Regions from separate parts of the Homo sapiens genome. Here regions 1 and 2 are each linked to region 3. A link is an interaction called in ENCODE POLR2A ChIA-PET data of the cell type or tissue named here. Cell type or tissue: MCF 10A. All regions are shown on one strand.

Region 1 (2,500 bases), 54 kb before region 3:
ACCCGAATCCAAGTTTGAGTAGCTCAAAAGCCTGTAGCTATGATCACCTAACTAGGAGTTTCTTGGAACACAAATTAGAAAACCGTGATCTAATCTAACCTCTCATTTTAAAGATATGAAAATAAGGCCAAAAGGGTTTTTTTCCCCTTAAGATTATAAAGTAAATTAGTAGCTGAGTTAAAAAAAAAGAAAGAAAGAAAGAAAAAAGAACATTGGCATTGGAAACTGAAGACTCCACTTTACAAGTCAAACCGCCCTTGAAAAGCCAGTTAATATATCTAGCCTCAGTTTTCTCATTTGTAAAATATCGATAAGGCAGCCTACTTCACAAAACAATTTTGAGGCCTGCATGAAATCAGGTAGGCAAGAGGCCAGCACAGTGCCCAGTCCACAGTAAGCGCTCAGGAAAGGACAGCTTCACTTGAATCCCAGGCTAGTGTTCTTCATTTCCACCATGTTCTCACAGTGAGTGAACCCCTTCACAACATGATACATTACTCTCAACAGATCACTTTTGCACGGGCATGTTTTTGCACTCAGTTTCCTTTATTTTTTTCCTTTTTTTTTTTGAGATGGAGTCTCCCTCTGTCGCCCAGGCTGGAGTGCAGTGGCACGATCTCGGCTCACTACAAGCTCTGCCTCCCGGGTTCACGCCATTCTCCTGCCACAGTCTGCTGAGTAGCTGGTACTACAGGTGCCCACCACCACGCCCGGCTAATTTTTTGCATTTTTTAGTAGAGACGGGGTTTCACCATGTTAGCCAGGATGGTCTTGATCTCCTGACCTCATGATCTGCCCACCTCGGCCTCCCAAAGTGCTGGGATTACAGGCGTGAGCCACGGCACCTGGCCTGCACTCAGTTTCTTATGGCAGGACTACGGGAGACTCATCAAACAATACATGAGTAGAGTCCTGTCTCAGTTCGTTTCTGCTGCTATAACACAATATCCAAGACTGGGTAATTTGCAAAGAACAGAGATTTATTTTCTCACAGTCCTGGAGGCTGGGAAATCCAAGATCAAGGCACCAACACATTCAGTGTCTGCTAAGGGCTACTCTCTGCTTTCAGATGGTGCCTTATTGCTATGTCCTCGTATGGCAGAAGGCAGGACAAAAGGGATCTAGTTAGTTCCCTTGAGCTCTTTTATAAGAGTACTCATCCCATTCGTAACAGGCAGAGCCTTCATGACTTACTCATCTCCTAAAGGCCCCACCTCTTAATGTTATCACATTGGCAGTTAAGTTTCAACATATGAATTTGTTGGGGGGAGGGGAGAGGGAACACATTCAGACCACGGCAGGTCCTAACAACTTATTTGTGAATTCCTGGTTCAGAGCTCAGTGTGCAGCCCACTGTATCAAGTCCTAGACCAGCCAACGAAAGCTGCGTTGAACCTATCCTGCAGCAGAAACACTGGTGAAGAAGCCTGGAGAAACAGAGGCCTGCAGTACCCAGTAACTAACCAGGTAGAAAAGCAGCCATCTGGTGTGTCAGGACTGGGGTGAGTGGGGTGACAGAGAGTTGTGAAGGGAAAGTGGAAGTGGAGGCAGGTGACTACACCTTCAGCTGACCTGAAGTCAGCTGACGTGACTTCAGCTGATGTGATGAAATCCAGCTGGTTTCCCAGGCTGGGATGCCTTTTGCTTTCCACAATAGGAATGGCCAGTAGCTGCCAGCCCGTGGTGGAAAGAAGCAACTGGAGATTGCAAACTCTCCTCTGCTCTCTCAACAGGCAATAGGATATTGGGGTTGCCACTGCAGGTTCTAGGGTCACAAAAACACAGGTTCAAATTCTACCTCTGCCCCTTACCAACTGTGCTACATTGAACATATAACCTGAATTTCTCCCTGCCTTGGTTTCCTCCTCTATGAAATGGGAATAACAACATAGCACTGAGTTATCGAGGTTCAAAAGAAATAATACCTGGGAGGCTCCCTGCATAGTTTTTGGCATAAACCTGGCTTCAATGAGATTAGCAATTGATATCAATTTACACAGTTCTAAATAGAGAAATTTTTCAAAGTAAAAGACTGAGAGATAGGGATACACAAAGGCACACAAAGACAGGTAATTTTGCTTTCTCTGCTTGCCTTTTTGCACTTTGCAAGCAAGAAGGCAGGCAAGATTCGGCTTGTGCTCAGCTTTTATGGCCGCCTCATTTCAAAACAACCTCAGGCTACAGAGATGGAACCTGCAGCTTTCTCAGAAACCAAACTTTTCTGTTTCAGGCTGCACGAATGGAGCATGAGAACACCCTACAGCCTGTTATTTGCTGCATGTTTCTACGGGCACCAGCAAAGCACAACTTCTAGTAATGGGATCAGTAACCCAAGTGACGGAACTGAAAAGGCAAGTCTGAATTTATCTCCATCTGTCATGTTCCAGTGAACAATGAAAGCACAGTAAAGGGAAACGCTGCTTCTTGCATGTTTGTGCCAGTCCTTCCCTGCTAGGTACTATTATTAGCAGCATTAATAAATGCCTCTGACTTGCAGTAA
Region 2 (2,500 bases), 530 kb before region 3:
GTCCAAATAAATATCTCTCCACCATAAGAAACAGTAATGCAAGGGTGATGACAAAAGGCAAGCAATGCTCAGTGTTGGGGAGACCTTGGGGCGGGTGAGGATTGGGCAAACGGGAGGGCACATGCCTTCTAAGGCAGGCACTCACTCCTCTGCTTCAGTTGATCACTGCCTTGAGGAAATGGGACCCAGTATTGACAGACCTTATGGCTGATTAAGAGAAAGCAGAAATCTGGTTCTCTTTGGAGATGAAATCTCAATTTAGTTCACATTTTCTTTAGAGAATCCTGGCATACCAACCAGAACACTCTGAGTGAGTCAAATATGGTCCCGATAGGCAGGTGGTTTGTGACCTCTGGTCTCTAGATTCTACCGGAATTTCTGATTGATTCATGTCTTAAATAAGATTGATGACTGCTGTCCTAGAACATGTTTCCCCTCCATTCTGTGGGCGGAAAGACAGACGGCATGGACATTTACCATGTTCTTGGGTCCCAGAAGTCCAGGAGAAAGCCATCTGCCTCACTGCTCCCTGCCCCATCCTGGGCCCAGAGCACTAATGCCAGTGGCATCAGCTCTGCTCCTCTCCCTCTTCCTTTGTCTACCAGTGAGTGTCCTCCATTATGGGGATGGAGCAAGCAGTATATTGTAAAAGGGACTTAGTGCTGAGAAGCACCAGAGGAAAAGTAGGAGATGCTCATTAAAGTGGAAGGCAGCTCTCTTCTTCCCCTTCTCAATTCTGCATTCTGCTCTCTCCCCTAAATGCCCCCCACCCAACCCCCAAACTCTTGAGAATGCCCAAATCCAACCAGGTCAGGAAAAAATAAACTCACTGGCTCCTGTATTGAGAAGTCCAAGTGTGGTGCGGCTTCCGGCATGTGGGATTCAAGCACTCAGGAATTTCTCCCTCTCACCCAACCTCAGCTCTGCTCTCTTCTCTGTTGCCTTTGTTCTTTGACAGGCTCCCTCCAAGTGGTGGAAAAGTTGACCTGTATGGTCATTATCACTCATCATTTCAGAAGGGGAGAGCCTGCTTCTCTTGTAGCATTTCCATCAAATCCTGAAAATAAAAATAATCTGGTTGGTTCTACTGGACTTGTGATACTGGACAAACCTCTATGTCCAAGAGCTCGAGTCATTCCCATTGGCTCACCTGGGCCACACACTCTTCGTTGAGTGCATCCCAGGATCACAGGGAGTCTTGAGGGTGCTGTGTGTGGTGGTGGTGGTGGTACGGAGATGGCAAACTCTAAAAGGAAGAGATGGTGGATACTTAAAGCCTACCTTCTGCCCACAGGTGTGTCAGACACAATCTCCAAAGGCCATCCTATTGTTACCCTATCCCCCAAACAAACACTGAAAAACTCTCCTGGCAATTTGGCAGTAGCTCAGTGTGGAGCATTTGTTAATTCCAGTACTAGAACGTCTGCATTGCAAAACCAGAAATGTCCAGTTCTGGTTTGGCACACAGAAGAGATTTTCAAGCCTTGGCAACTCCTCAGTGCAGGCAGTGGAGGAAATGCTCCAGCTTTGTGAAAATCTTCTCCCTTCGCTCCTCATGGAGAATAACCGTTCATCACTGCAGCCATGAATCTGCCACACTGAATAGATATGGTCTGAAAATCTAGGAACAAATGGAATCACTTTGGAAACCTGTAAATTTTAAAGCCGAAAGGGCGCTCCAGGGAACCAACTACATGAAGTTCTCTGGAAGCCACAGGATGGGAGGTTTGGTGGGGGTGGAGGTGACCATTGAATTTTACATAGGCAAATGTAAGACAATCTTATCCATAGACAGAAAAATCCAAACTCACCGAGAGTAAAAGGATGACAGTTGAAATAACAGCTAATTGTTATTAAGTATTTGCTAAGTTCCAAAGCACTTTTCATAGATTAGCTCAATTAATTCTCACAACAGCCCTGTAAGGTAGGGACCATGATCATCTCCAGAAGAGGCTAAATAAATTGCCAAAGATCACATATGTAGCAAGTGGTGGCAGAGTGAGGATTCATACCTGGACAGCTTAACTTTAAAGCCATGGTGCTAATGCATTCATTCATTCATCCATCCATTCATTCATCCATCCATTCATTCAATGATTATATTGGATGCCTACTACATGCTAAGAACTATGTTCAAGGTGCTGAACTACAGCTGTGAACAATGCAAGTACAAATACATGAAGCAGAGTTGGGGAGAAAGTAAGCTGGAGAAATAAGACATAAACTAGGTTAGATGGTGAACATGATTAAGGAAAAAACTAGAGCAGGGAGGAAAGAGAAATGTGCAGGGGGAAGGTCAATTCTGAGTGAGCCAACAGGCAAGGTCTCACTAAGAAAGCGGCATTAAATAAAGATTTGAGGAAGTGAGGGAGTAAACCTTGCAGCTATCTAAAAGGAGAGCATGAGAGGTAGAGGAGACAGCAAATACAAAGACCCTGAAGCAGGGGCAAGGCTAATGAGTTCTAGAATTAGCAAGGAGTCCAGTGTAACTTGAACAGAG
Region 3 (2,500 bases):
AGGACACAATCAGGGACCTGACACAGTGGCTCATGCCTGTAATTCCAAAACTTTGGGAGGCTGAGGTCAGAGGATCGCTTAAGGACTGGAGTTAGAGACCAACCTGGGCAACACAGTGAGACTCCATTTCTACAAAAAATTTAAAAATTAGCCAGGCGTGGTAGCACACACCTGTAGTCCTAGCTACTCAGGAGGCTGAGGTGTGAGGATCGTTTGAGCCAGGGAGTTCAAGGCTGCACTGAGCTATGATCATGCACTGCACTCTAACCTAGATGACAGAGTGGACCTTGTCTCTTAAAAGAAAAAGACATAATCAGGAACATGAGAGAGGGAGTGACTATGAGGCTATGTAGGTGGCAGAGCCACTGCCCACCAGGGCTTGAGGGAAGGGTGCTCTGAGGAGGTGATAGATACTTGAACTAAGGCCTAAGGTGGAGATGCACAAGCCATAGAAGGAGCTGCAGAAAGGGCCTTCCAACCAGAGGACATTGTGCATGCATAGGCATAGCTTTAGGAAGAGCTTGGCGTGTGCAAGTTGCAGAAAGAAGGCAGGCGCTACAGCCAGAGTGCGATGAGCGAGGAGCAGGTGGTGGAGGCAGGCAGGGCGGTGGGGGTTGTGGGAGGGCTTCTGGCCAGTTATGGAAAGCCACAGGAAGATGAGAAGCAGGATAACGATCTGAATGACATATTTCAAAGAGTACGCAGGCTGCAGCTGCGGGGTGGAGAATGGATTGTGTGAGTCTCCTCTTTCTCCCCCGTCTTTCCTTTGAGAATATCACAGGAAGGGCAGCAAAGCGCTCACCCTCACCTTTCCCTTACTCAGTGAGACTCTGGACTGTGGACTCTCATGATAGAGATAAACTTTTATTTTCTGTCTTGTTTAGGCCACTGTTAGGCTGAACCTCTTTTATCCTTTGACCTAATTATCAATGTCTGATCCTAGTTAATAAAGCTCTCACTTTTAGCTGCTCATAAAAGCTCAAACTCTGGGAACCACTAGTTCATACCCTCCTTGGCCTTTGGCATATTCTATTCCTCCTTTTGTCTCTAATGTTTTGCTTGCATCCTTGGCACAAAACACCCACCCAATACCTAGGAGGTGTTCCATAAACACTGAAGAGGAGGAGGAGGATGCAGCGCCTAGAGGTGTCTTGTTGTTTTCAGACCTTGTTAGTCATCAGGTGTCAGAAGAAATCTGTAATGTGGACTTCATCATGCAAAATGGCTCACGCCTTGCCGAGTGGCACTCAGCCCAGGAGTGCGAACGGGGAGAGGAGATTTCAGCCAGACCCTGACTCTTGTTACCTCACCTGGGGATGTGCAGCCTTGAATGCACTGACTCACCATCCGCTTCTGGGAGGCTATTATTTTTATCAGTTTGCAGCAGCAGGAAGTGAGAAGAGAGCTTCTAGGAGGGAAAGGATGCCTGAGATTCAGCTGAGGACTTCAGCTGGTTCCCTGTTGCAGCCTCCTCCAGAAGTCTCTGTTTTTCCTGTGTAGCGTTTATCTTAGGTATGACCAATTAACGTGTTTATTCAATATATCTTCCCTTATTAGACCATCGGCTCCACCCAAACCAGGAATCAACTCTGCCTTTTTCACCCTGGTACCTGGCACACAGAAGGTACTCAGTAAAATATCGGTTGAGAAATGAATAAATCAACCTTTTCATGAAGAGGAAAGAGATAAATAGAATCGGTTAAGCTTGACACAGGAAAACCCGTTTGTTTGTTTGTTTGTTTGTTTGTTTTTTGAGACAGAGTCTGGCTCTGTGGCCCAGGCTGGAGTGCAGTGGCACGATCTTGGCTCACTGCAAGCTCTGCTTCCCAGGTTCAAGTGATTCTCCTGTCTCAGCCTCCGAGTAGCTGGGATTACAGGCACGAGCCACCACGCCCAGCTAATTTTTGTATTTTTGGTAGAGACCGGGTTTCACCATGTTGGCCAGGCTGCTCTCGAATTCCTGACCTGAAGTGATCCGCCGGCCTCAGCCTCCCAAAGTGTTGGGATTACAGGCAAGAGCGACCGCGTCCGCCCCCCTTTGCAAGCTTTAAAGGAAATTATTTGTCTCATAGATAGGATTATTCCCTTTGTGGGTGAGCCCTGGCGAGAACCTCCGTCCTGAGCCAACTTCCTTAGCGGGATTCTCACCCTGCCAGGTAAGATCCCTCTGTTACCAGGAGCTCCATAAAATGCAAATAAGTTTCAATATTCACTTAGGAAAATAAAAATGAGCAGTAAGTCAGCTAGGAGCAAAAGGAACGGGACATTCAAAGGCTGTGCCCAATGTCAGACAGAAGTAGCTTTGTAATTCTCCCAGTGTAGGGCTGCAGGCACCTGGCGCTGGAGACCCGGCCTGGACGAGGCAGGGCTCAGGGCGCGGCTGGAGGGGCTCGCCCGGCGGGGCGCTGGAGCGGGAGAAGGGCGCCCTCTGCCGGGGGTGAGGAAGATCAGTCCGCACGCGCGGTGCCTTGGTCTTGCAGCCTGTTCGAACCTCGCGCGA

Evidence for each region. ChIA-PET counts read pairs that join two places held together with the same protein. Peaks named below come from ENCODE experiments on the same cell type or tissue, not always from the same donor. Only the 100,000 strongest peaks of a DNase experiment are listed, where the experiment ranks them.
Region 1: POLR2A ChIA-PET joins it to region 3 with 19 read pairs; 3 of 35 experiments call an interaction of 5 or more read pairs at or near these places.
Region 2: POLR2A ChIA-PET joins it to region 3 with 10 read pairs; 23 of 35 experiments call an interaction of 5 or more read pairs at or near these places.

Annotation. Positions count from the first base shown.
Region 1 is chr12:94,045,612-94,048,111 of GRCh38, forward strand. LOC105369913 (a long non-coding RNA gene) reads left to right here. Exons shown (of 4, transcript XR_945223.3): 3 at 1,336-1,467; 4 at 2,231-2,427. Among named protein-coding and RNA genes, the nearest start is that of PLXNC1, 100 kb to the right of the region's middle. In MCF 10A, no CTCF peak of the experiment used is centred here; no DNase peak of the experiment used is centred here.
Region 2 is chr12:93,565,914-93,568,413 of GRCh38, forward strand. It overlaps SOCS2-AS1 (SOCS2 antisense RNA 1), which reads right to left. Exons shown (of 4, transcript NR_038263.1): 2 at 1,151-1,246; 3 at 831-1,057. Among named protein-coding and RNA genes, the nearest start is that of SOCS2-AS1, 4.2 kb to the right of the region's middle. In MCF 10A, no CTCF peak of the experiment used is centred here; no DNase peak of the experiment used is centred here.
Region 3 is chr12:94,099,140-94,101,639 of GRCh38, forward strand. It overlaps LOC124902986 (a long non-coding RNA gene), which reads left to right and starts at 2,474. Exons shown (of 2, transcript XR_007063409.1): 1 at 2,474-2,500. RefSeq lists enhancers at 1,442-1,951, 1,952-2,460. In MCF 10A, a CTCF peak has its summit at 2,416 (motif pointing left); DNase peaks (open chromatin) are centred at 682, 1,252 and 2,422.